Regions from separate parts of the Homo sapiens genome. Here region 1 is linked to region 2. The links are chromatin contacts, found by POLR2A ChIA-PET in ENCODE. All regions are on one chromosome and are shown on one strand. The core of a region is the stretch at or near the end of the contact, and the rest is flanking DNA. Distances in the headings are between cores, read along the strand shown. Region 1 overlaps MTMR12 (myotubularin related protein 12). Region 2 holds the start of ICE1 (interactor of little elongation complex ELL subunit 1).

Region 1 (5,532 bases), core at 1,360-3,859, about 27 Mb before region 2:
TCCTCCCACCTCGGCCTCCCAAAGTGTTGGGATTGTAGGTGTGAGTTGCTGTGCCCAGCCATAACTTACTTTTTTTTTTTTTTTTTTTTTTTTTTTTTTTTTTTTTTTGAGACAGAGTTTCGCTCTTGTTGCCCAGGCCGGAGTGCAAAGGCACAATCTCGGCTCACTGCAACCTCTGCCTCTCGGGTTCAAGTGATTCTCCTGCCTCAGCCTCCCGAGTAGCTGGGATTACAGGCATGCACCAACACCCCGGCTAATTTTGTATTTTTAGTAGAGACGGGGTTTCTCCATGTTGGTCAGGCTGGTCTGGAACTCCTGACCTCAGGTGATCCGTCCACCTCGGCCTCCCAAAGTGCTGGGATTACAGGCGTGAGCCACCACACCTGGCCAAGAATTTTTAAATTACCAAAACAGTCGTAGCTTTTAACATGCAGGAATAGTTCCTCTTGCTTAAGCCCCAGACCAGTACATCAGAATCATCTGGGGAGCTTTTTACAAAATCAGAGAGCCAGCCTGCATCCCTGCACTATAAGTCCGCAGGCTTATGGGTGCCAGAGAGTGTTTAGATAACAAGCTTCCCACGTGATCTGACCACACTGCCTCAGAGGGACTTGGTTTACTGGCATCTTAGTCACCTCCAATTTATACCATGCTCAAAAATGAGTTCTCAGGAAAAGCCCTAACATTCTTCTTCAGCCTCAAGATAGGCTGTACCCAAGTTTCTTCTAATGCCATATTTCAGTCTGAATTAACAAATTCAGAAAATTTCCCACCCAGGGCCTTCTACCAAAGAAAAAAAAAAATCTGATTTTATTTGTTGACAAAACTGGTTGTGTCTTGTAGAATTTTTCACAGTCAGAATTTGACTGATTATATCCCCACTGTATTATTTGACATGTTTCTCTGTCCCAGTGTTTCTGATACATTGGCTGATTGCTGTGGAAGTTCAAGGAGACTGAGGTTAGATATTTTGGCAAGAACACTTCCTGGATGGTGTGGCACACTTTATTAGGAGGCCCATGGTGCCTCTCTTTGTTATGTTAACAGCCATATATGATCATTGCTTTGGTCTATTCATTCATTCATGTTTGTAATTAATTATCTTTGAATATCCCATAAATACTGAGCCCCAAGTAGAGGCATTTGAATATATTTTTACTGAGAAGCAGTGACCCAGAAACTGGCCTTGATTCTCTGTTAGAAATGACTGTATCCCTTGGCACTGTCTTGTGGTTTTAGGTAACTTTGAATGGACAAAGAATGTCCCAGCTCTCTTTACTGAGCCCTGGTGTGCTGTAGATTAGCTGGATCAATACTGACTTGATACATTCATGTTTTCCTATTCTTACCTTTGGGCCTTATTTATGTGTCCATATTCTTTCAAGAACACATCATCTTTTGCTTTCAACCCTTGATCCTCACTGGAAGGAGAGGGGATCATGCTGTGGCGTGTTGTCTCTTTTCTTTCTTTCTTTTTCTTTTTTTTTTGAGACAGAGTCCCACTGTTACCCAGGCTGGAGTGCAGTGGCATAATCTCGGCTCACTGCAGCCTCTGCCTCCCGAATTAAAGTGTTTCTCCTGCCCTAGCCTCCCAAGTAGCTGGGATTACAGGCACTCACTACCATGCCTGGCTAATTTTTGTATTTTTAGTAGAGACGGGGTTTTGCCATGTTGGCCAGGCTGGTTTCGAACTCCTGACCTCAAGTTATCTGCCCATCTCGGCCACCCAAAGTGCTGGAATTACAGGTGTGAGCCACCACGCTGGGCCATCTCTTTTATTTCAGATTCTGTGTTTGAGCAGCCTTGCTTTGCTATGTGACACTTCAAGTTGTTCCTTAGATAAGGAGAGATAAGGAGTGCCCACCTCACCCCCTCTACTTGGGACAGCTACTAGTTATCAGTCCTAAATAATTAGTTTAATACATTAAATATCCATAACTTGGAGTTTTCTGTCTTCCTTTAGTTAGAACACTTCCTGTTTTTAAAAAGTATCTAGCTTGGGCCAGGCATGGTGGCTCACGCCTGTAATCCCAGCACTTTGGGAGGCTGACGCGGGCAGATCACAAGGTCAAGAGATCAAGACTATCCTGACCAACAAGGTGAAACCCCATCTCTACTAAAAATACAAACAATTAGCTGGGCGTGGTGGCACACGCCTGTAGTCCCAGCTACTTGGGAGGCTGAGACAGGAGAATCACTTGAACCTGGGAGGCAGAGGTTGCAGTGAGCTGAGATCGTGCCACTGCACTCCAGCCTGGCAACAGAGTGAGACTCCATCTCAAAAAAAAAAAAAAAAAAAAAAAAAAAAAAAGTAGCTTGTAACATAAACGAAAAGCTCCTGAGGGTATGTGATATTTTAGTGTGTATTCTGAAAGCATGGCTTAATGTTATTCATTTTAAACCCTTAAACAAAGAAAAATATCCTTTGCTCTTCTCTTTTAGGAAATTCACACAAACGAAAAGGAAGTAACAGAGAAGGAAGTAACTCTTCACTTGTTGCCAGGTAACTGTCATGTTAGCATAGTAACTCCTATGCAAGGCAAAGCCAATGATAAATTACATCATCCCTAGCCTTGCTATATTTAAACTCCTTTGTTTTCATCTTCTCACATATAACAGTAATGAATTGAAAAAACATATCAAGGTTTGTAGTTCAATAACTACACACCTGGGTCTGAGTATTACAACATCTGCAAAGAATTTTTCTTGTTTCCTCTTCCCCCAAACTGATGAAAATAAACCTGGAATGTTCTCACTGCTTTCACAAGCAAATGAGGACTTTTTCAGGCCATTCTAATGGCCTCTTCCAGTATGCTGATCCCCAATCTGTAGGGAATTGAGGAAAACAATTCAACTGCTATGGCCTCCCAAGGCAACCATTGGTGGGTGGCTTTACCTCTCAGTCCATACCCACTTGTGCATGTGAGCACGTGTACTGGGGATGCTGGGGTTTACCAGCCTTGGGGCTGCCAGCACTTCGCCCTGCAGTCATTGCGAAGGAGCCTGGATTGGTTAAATATTTTTGAGGTAGAGGACAGTGACTTTAGCTTAAGTTAAGTTTTAGTCATTTCCATGTTCAGGAGTAGTAACTACTTGGTGGTGTATCCTCTCCATATATGGGATATTCTGTGATCCATGTATTTAATTCTTTTTCTACTTTCTTTTTCTTAATTCAAAATAGCTTTTTTAAAATAAGTTCTTTAAGGTACATTTCCCCAAAACAATACAGGCTTTATTCTGTTGCTTTTTATTTTATTCCAGTTTATTGAGGGGATATAAATCTGTGCAAGTTTCTGACTGATCCACGTTATTTGGTAAAAGAATTCTATAACTTTTTTTGATGTTTTTAAATGTCAAAGGCTTTTTTTCTATAGTGATGACTTAAACCTTATCTCCTCTTGTTTTTCTCTTCTTGGTGTTATAGATTCAGAAATTTTATTTTTAGCTTAGCATTATGCATATTCTCCCCCCTCCTGAATTACTTCACAGTCTCATCTAGGTGTGGGTGTGCAGCGGTGAGTTCACAGTTAACTTCTCTGAGCCTAGTTTCACAAACTAGACAAAGATCATTTCTAGCTCCCAACTCTTGTGCTTCTAGACTCTGTGATCTGGTATAAACCAGCTGATTATGGCACAACATGCCATGTTTGCAGAGGGCCTCACCAGGAATGTTGTATTAGCTAGTGCATGCTAATTTCTGGTCGCTAGTACATGAGCATGGGACGGGGCTGGCCTGGTCTTGGGGAGAGCCTCACCATTAAAAGTATTTCACCATTAAAAGTATTGGGAGGTGAAAGCACAGGAAGCCTTGCTTACATGTCTTCCCCCATGGACTTGGCAGAGACACTTTTTCTGGGACTATTTTAAACCCTAATGAGGCCCTGTCTTCATTATTTCCTTCAAACTGTGATCTCTTGAGAGGCTGACCTAGTGACTGAGCCATCTTCCGGTATTTCCTTAGTGTTTCAGCCAGAGGTAATTAACCCCTTGAAAGATGAGAGAACAGCACCATAATATTTGTCCCTTCTGAGTGTCTGAAACTGTTCGTTTTCATATTGAAGGTAGACTAAATAAATTTTGAGCCAAAAAGTAAATTTAAAGACCTTGAAGGAGCTATCAAGTGGGAGATTCCAAGGAGAAGATGGTTATCTGTTGCATGAGAAGAAAAATCCTTTGGGTTTTTTTTGTTGTTGTTGCAAAACATTTATACTTAGTTTTTCATTTCCCCCATAGTCTTCTCTTTTGCCTGCCCCCGTGAGCTCCTCTGCTTCCAGATGGCAGAGAATACTGACCTATTCCCTAATCCTCATCTTTTTGACTGCAAGGAGGGATACTTTCTGTCTCCAGGGGCTGCAGCTTCTCACGTCGGCTGGGTGCTGCAGATGGAGGAGGAGAGGTGACGCATTGAAAGGAAATACGCTTAACTAAGAAAGAGAGGAAACACGTTTTTTCCCCACAAACCTCTGACCTCTGTTTTCCCAGCGTGGAGCCAGAACGAGGGTGGTCATGCTGTGGAAGGCGGCAACACCTCCTGGATCTATGGAAGCTGCCTGGAAGTCCCATGGCCAGGGAGGCACTGTCACTCTCTCTCAGCACTTCCAGTATTAGAAGCTGCCCCCTCTCACAGGAAAGTGGGCTTGGGATCTGCGTTTTTTTAGGGCAGACTGGGGCAAGCCCATCTGTGTTCACTTAGGGTATTGCTTCTATGGAACATCTGCTTGGGTCAAAGTAATGAAAACACTAAGATTTCTGCGTGAAAGTGCAGCTCAGATCATTAGTACCTATTTGGAAATTTCCATTATTCCCAGTGAGAAGATAGAGAAATGTCCTGCACAGAGGTGTATCTGAGCCATTTCAATTTCACTTCTTGGTGGTTTCCACTCTGCCGCATCTTCTCTCTTATGTTTTTGCAGCTCCTGCCATGCTGAAAAGTGTAAAGTTCTAAAGCCCTGTGTTGTATTGTATGTTTGTCCTTATGTAAATAGGGCTGGAAAGCCTTTAGTGTTTGCATATCGTATGTTCCCTGAGAACTCTAAGGAGGACCTGTTTTGGTTTCTACCAGGTGAACAGCTGCTTTGTGAAGCCAGCACAGTACTGAAGTATGTCCAGGAAGATTCCTGTCAGCATGGGGTCTATGGGAGGCTTGTCTGCACAGACTTCAAGATTGCCTTCTTGGGTGATGATGAATCTGCATTGGATAATGATGTATGTATGGGCTGCATTTGGCAGAGTTTGTGGGCAACAGTGTGGTTGTGGTTCCGTTGTCTTTTTTTCCCAGCTTCTCAGTTACTCTACCCCCTAACACACATAAACACAAAGGACAGAAATCCTGAATGTATGAACTGCATTTGGTGAAGTTTGGGGGGAATAGCACAGTTGTAAAATAGCTCTGTTGTCTTTTTTCCCCCAGCTACTCAGTTACTCCACTTCCCATCATCCCCACCCTCCCCACCATCCCACATAAATACACACAAAGGACGGAGTCCTTCTCATCACTGGCCTGCTCTCTGTCGTTCAGGGTCTCCTTTCCGT
Region 2 (5,642 bases), core at 3,143-5,642:
AAGGAAGATTTTCAGTGCAAGCAAACCACTATTCAAGACAGAGAGGCAAGTTAGCCTAACATTACAGTTCAGAATGAAGTCACAACACCAATATGGTTGCCTACCATTGGAAAGACTGACTCCTATGTTACACTTGTAAATTCTCTGCATGATCAAAAAGTTAAAACTATAGCACAGAATATCTTCTCTCTGTACCTCTTTAGTTTCTCTCTCACACGAAAGTTTAATTGAAATATGGAACTTCACGTAGTTATAATACATGCGAAAATTATTTCCAAAAAGCGGTTATCTACTAATTGACCAAAAGAATTGCTTTTCCTTAATTCTCATTCTTTCCGATCTTGGTTCCCTCTGGAACTCTTGATTCCCTCTGGAACGCACTCCCTGTTTAACCCTCTAACATACTTTATCTGTTTCTCCTTTCCTCACCATTCCATGTTCCCCTTCATCAAAGGCCACACATCAGCTAGTTGGTTTTCCGTCACTGACTCTAATGATAGCATGTAATCCCATGAATTGGCCTCATGGTTTCAAAGATTCCTTTAAGTGACAGAACATAATGCCCCATTTTCCTATCCTCACACCTCCCTTCTGTCAAATAAGCTTTTTTTTTTTTTTTTTGAGACGGAGTCTTGCTCTGTCACCCAGGCTGGAGTGCAGTGGTGGCACCATCTCGGCTCACTGCAACCTCGGCCTCCCAGGTTCAAGCAATTCTCCTGCCTCAGCCTCCTGAGTAGCTGGGATTACAGGCGCATGCCACCATGCCCGGCTAATTTTTGTATTTTTCGTAGAGACGGGGTTTCACCATCTTGGCCAAGCTGTTCTTGAACTCCTGACCTCGTGATCCACTGCCTTGGCCTCCCAAAGTGTTGGGATTACAGGCATGAGCCACCGCTCCCAGCCCAGATAAAATTCTTACACTGAACACAGTGCACATCTAACCTGGCCTGCTATTTCCTTGAGGGATATTAGGGCACCTTGGAAGCACTGTGTTCCACAAACATTAAATCTGAAAATGGCTGAACACTCCTAGTTCTGATGTCATTCCAACTTCAGTCCCTTCCACCTTGATTTCCTCTTCCTCCTGTATCTACCACAGTTCTCATGGTCATTTGAGTTTTAAACCTCGGGACCTTCCATTTCCTGACATGAGACCTGCCCATTCTTTACACTGTCTCATATTCAGAACCTTTTTCTTCTTTATTCCCCTTCCCAGGAACCTTCAATTACTTCAGACTTTTGTTATCACTATTATGTATTAGTAAAATAATTTACCATACCTAGTTGCACCCCCCTTCAATCCATCCTGCATACCACCGTTACTTCTACTACAAGCACTGTCCTAACGTAACTATGCAAAAACCTTCACCATCCCATAACACTGACAGAAATAAGTACAAGAATTTATGATGGTTACCATTCAAGGTTCTCTATAAACTGCCAGGAACCTATTTTTCTAGACTCACTTTGCACAACTACAGAATTCCTCCAGAGACTCTACTCGTAACTTTCCCCTAAAAAGGTAATCCAATTCCAGGCCACAGAAAATCCAAATGCAATAGTGTCCTGACCTAGAGAAGAACTCTGTAAACTAAGGCCCTACTCCAGTGTTTATAATGTTTCAATGGAACACAGGCATACTCATTTCTTTGTGAATTGTCTACAGCTGCTTTCACATGAAAATGGCAGAGCTGAGCAGTTCTGAGCAAGTCCCCAAAGCCTAAATACTTGTGATCTTGCTCCTTACAGAAAAAGTTTGCAGACCTCTGGATCTAGGATTACTCTTATTGATGTTTTGAGAACCCACAGCAGGAAATGTGGCAAGGGTAGAAGGAAGGAGATTCAATTTCTAGGCCATACATTAGAGTAGTTCACACCACGGTGGAAGCAGTGGAGATGTTGAAAAGTGGGTGAATAATGAAGGCAGAGCGGACACAATCTGATAAACTGGATACAGGTTATGAGAAAAAAAGAGCTGCACCAAGGATGCCATCTAGTTTCTGGCCTAAGCAACCAGAAGAATACAGTTGCTAAATTTAACCATAACAGATCCATGACTGAAAAGCACAGTTCACATCAGTAGTTCTTCTGCACAAAAGCCTCCAATGACTCACCATTTCCATCGCCCAAACCCCAACAATGGTCTACAGGAGCCCACACAATCAGGCCCTCCTCCTACCTTCCTGACTCCCAGCATTCACTCCGCTCCAGCTTCACTGGCCTTCTTGCTCTTCCCAAGCACACCAAGCCAGCTCCTGCTACAGTTCTTCACATCTGATGTTTCCACTGTATGGGAGACTTTTCTTCCAAGATTTCTACAGAGCTTATTATTCTCTCACCTTTGCTCCAATATAAACGTTCCAGGACTCCCTACTTAAATTCCAACAGCCACTGGCCTAGTCCTCACCCATTCATTCCCTCCCCATCTCTGTTCAATTCATCAACAACGTTTTCATTACCCTCTAACATAACTCATTTGTTTCATTTATCCTGCCACCCTCCTAGAACGGAAGCTCCAAGAGATCAAGAATTTTTGTCTTTTTCTCCCCTAATGCCATAATTGCAGTGTCTAAAATACGGCAGGTGATCAATAAATGTTTGTTGAGTGAATTGGCTCGAATAATAAATACAATGTATTAAAGATTCGGGAGAACTCCAATCACGTTCCTGGGGTGGTGGTGGCGGGGGCGGGGGGGCGTTATAAGATACCTACACAATGCAGCTCAGTGAAGGCAATGATCTGTTAGTTCTCCTTCTACTCACAAAAGCAGCACATTTCCTTCCTCCCCTTCCTTCAACACTTAAAATGTTTGCAATCAGTTCACAGATATTGCACTTAAAATGCAAACCAAGTTTCTCGGCATGGCCTACCTAGCCTGCACTCCCGTCTGGTCTCATCAACCATCTTCCGTGTGCACTATGCTCATGCCAACCATACCATGTTCTGCTCATCAAAGACACCCTGCTCCTTCTCACCAAAGGAACCTTTCCACCTGTTAATCCCTCTATCCAGGAAGCTCTTCCCACATCTCTTCTGACAGCCCGATCCTTCCCATTATTCAAATATCTGAAAGTTACTGACTCAAAAATTCCCTACCTGACTACTCTAGCTAAGAGACAAGACCAATATTCCAACATCCTCCTTTATTTTCTAACACCTAAAATCTTCTGAGGCCTTATTCACACATATGCATCTTACTTATGAGAGATCCTATTTTGTTCACCACAATGTCTGTAGTTCCTAGAACACTAGGCAGAGTAGGTAATGAGGTGCTGGTGAGTTCCGTTTTATCACTGAAACCGCGATAGTAGGAAGTTAAAAGAGACCCCCGACATCAGGCAGCTAGGAGAGTCGTGGGAAATGAGGGGCACTATTGCCCAAGTACCACCCCATAAGATCTGGAGCCATACTCTAGCAATTCTCCCTTATGTCACTCTAAAGAAGAGCCCACGCCGCTGTTAGAAACCTCCAGTCTCTGCATGCCTTTCATAAACTACTTTTATCAAACAACTGACAAGCTACTTGACCAATTACTTGGCTTGCTTTTTAAAAAATTAGCCTCGGGATGGCACATCTGCTATAAGCTGAAACGCCTCCCTAGACTCTTCGAGTCTAAGACTCAGACAACCCACATGTCACGTAAGATTCTGCCTCCAAACAACAAATACTCAGGATGGGCCAGAAGACCAAAGCGTTATCCTCAGGGAGATAACTGCCCTCGGCGTTTCACCTGTCCCTCACTGACCTACGGAGTCTGCCCTAGGGAGCTCCGAGGCCGGGTAGGGAAGGTGGGGGGCCCTCCAAACCTCGCTTACTCCACCCCCACCGTTACACCAGCGCATTCCAGTCAATGAACTCTGGGTTTCAAGCTTAAATAAAGCAAAGAAAGCCGTCCCCAAAACTCATGTAGGAAAAAGAGAGCAGAGAGACGAGCGAGCAAGAGCTACGGTTGGGAAGGGAGAGCAGCGCACTGAGGCACAGCCCGCGCGGCCGGACCCCACATCCCTGCGCTCCCGGCCGGCCGAGCCGAGTCCCCCCCCGCGCCCGGGGCCCCGGGAGGTGCTGCACCTGCTGCAGAGAGGCGCAGCCCTGACATCGCGACAGGTCCGCCGCCGTCCCGGGCGCCGCCGAATGGGTCTCGCCCGGCATCATGGTGCCGCCGCCGGGCCCGGTGGGCACGCACGCCTCAGGGGCCCGCGGCGTCGGCCCCGTCCTGTCTCTGCTGATGCCGCCGGGGCCGCCGCCTGCCAGGCCGCTTCCCGCCAGGTCCGGGCGGGTCCATCCGTGCACAGAGGTCCCCGTGGGGCTAGCAAAAGGCTCTCCGAGCCAGAGCTGCCTCAGGCACTAAAAAGAAACGCTACCCGGCGCGGCCCCCGAGCGCGACGCAGTCCAGTCAGGGCCCCGCCCCGCCCTGGCTCGCCCCGCCCCGCCCTGGCTCGCCCCGCCCCTCCCCTGGGCGCGGGGCTGCCTAAGGCGCTGCCTGAGCAACACCGGGAGAGGAGCTGTGCTATGCGGCGGGGGAGACGCCCACAGAGGAGCAGCCAATAGGAGTAGAAGGATCGAAGGTGCATTCCTACCACTGTTAAGGGTCGATCCTTTATTGCCACCTTGCTGTACGACAGGCTTTCCATAGACACCTAAAGGCCTCCGCTATGTGGGCGGTGACCCGCCCGTGACGTAAGCTCCAGACGCCTGAGAAGTGGAAGGACCCGGCGTCCAGGACAGGAAAGTGCGTGATTTACAGCTAGAGGGATAGGCGCTGTCCCGGAGCCCGTCCTGGGCCAGGGAGCAGGAGAGGGAGGGACTACAGTTCCCGACGCGCTGCGGGGCGGGCGGAGATCGTGCGCTTCGGCGCCAGTTGCACGGCCTTAGCAGCCAGTGGCGGCTCCCCTGCTCCTGTAACAGTCCCCTTGTCTTCTGACCTTTCGCTCCTCGGTCATGTGTCCTCGCCGGTCGCCGCGGCAGCCAGTGATGCCCGAGCGGCGGGTTCCCAGGCCCAGGTGTGGGCGCCACCGCCCACCATGCGCCAAGCCCAGAGCCTGGTTGAATCGTTCGCCACCTTGTCTACCCATTTTGGCCATTATCCTGCCACCTCCAAATCCTGTTTTTGACACTTCTCGGGAGAGAGAGAAAACGGAAAGATAAAGGAATAAACTCCTCGTGGTCGTAGTTAGTGGGTAAATTCAGATCTCGTTTGAACCGAGGTTTTTCTTATCTCCAGCCACCGTATCCACCACCACCAGAATCGTCTTTTTAGTCATCACAGCTGGTCGCCGTCAGTACCTTGTTCAGAAGCCTCTCGCAGCTTCCATCGTGTGGTTATACAATCCAAATTCCTTATAAAGTCCAAATTCAAGAGGAGGAATGCACGTTTAGTTAAGTTAATGTCTAGACCTTACCAGCCAATTTCTAGCTCCTCAGTATGGAAATTGCAACTGAAAACACCCCTTCCAAAAAAAGCAGTCTGCATTTTTCTCTGAGTTTTCTTCTCCAAATTTCGCACCCCTGACCTTGCTTACACACTCTGGATACCACCTGCTGTGGAGTGGCGGAAGCAGACATCCAGCGATAGCTAAGTTTCCTGTCGTTGACACCCAAGCAAGACAGGCGTGTACCTAACTGAGGACCTGCCGGTGATAGA

Evidence for each region. ChIA-PET counts read pairs that join two places held with the same protein, here RNA polymerase II (POLR2A).
Region 1: POLR2A ChIA-PET joins it to region 2 with 10 read pairs in T-cell. The contact joins the enhancer-like site here to the promoter of ICE1 in region 2. POLR2A ChIA-PET finds 5 or more read pairs at or near these places in 2 of 52 experiments (T-cell and activated naive CD4-positive, alpha-beta T cell).

The regions. Positions count from the first base shown.
Region 1 is chr5:32,273,653-32,279,184 of GRCh38, reverse strand. It overlaps MTMR12 (myotubularin related protein 12), which reads left to right. Exons shown (of 16, transcript NM_001040446.3): 2 at 2,443-2,503; 3 at 5,063-5,205. Among named protein-coding and RNA genes, the nearest start is that of MTMR12, 37 kb to the left of the region's middle. Within about 2 kb of position 2,609, at least 9 of the 41 ENCODE cell types and tissues checked have a DNase peak (open chromatin) inside an H3K27ac peak, as active enhancers do.
Region 2 is chr5:5,421,427-5,427,068 of GRCh38, reverse strand. It overlaps ICE1 (interactor of little elongation complex ELL subunit 1), which reads right to left and starts at 4,392. Exons shown (of 19, transcript NM_015325.3): 1 at 4,070-4,392. The coding sequence starts at 4,153. It overlaps LOC101929200 (a long non-coding RNA gene), which reads left to right and starts at 4,940. Exons shown (of 6, transcript XR_001742583.3): 1 at 4,940-5,642. RefSeq lists silencers at 3,960-4,099, 4,160-4,489 and enhancers at 4,520-4,769, 4,635-5,145, 5,146-5,642.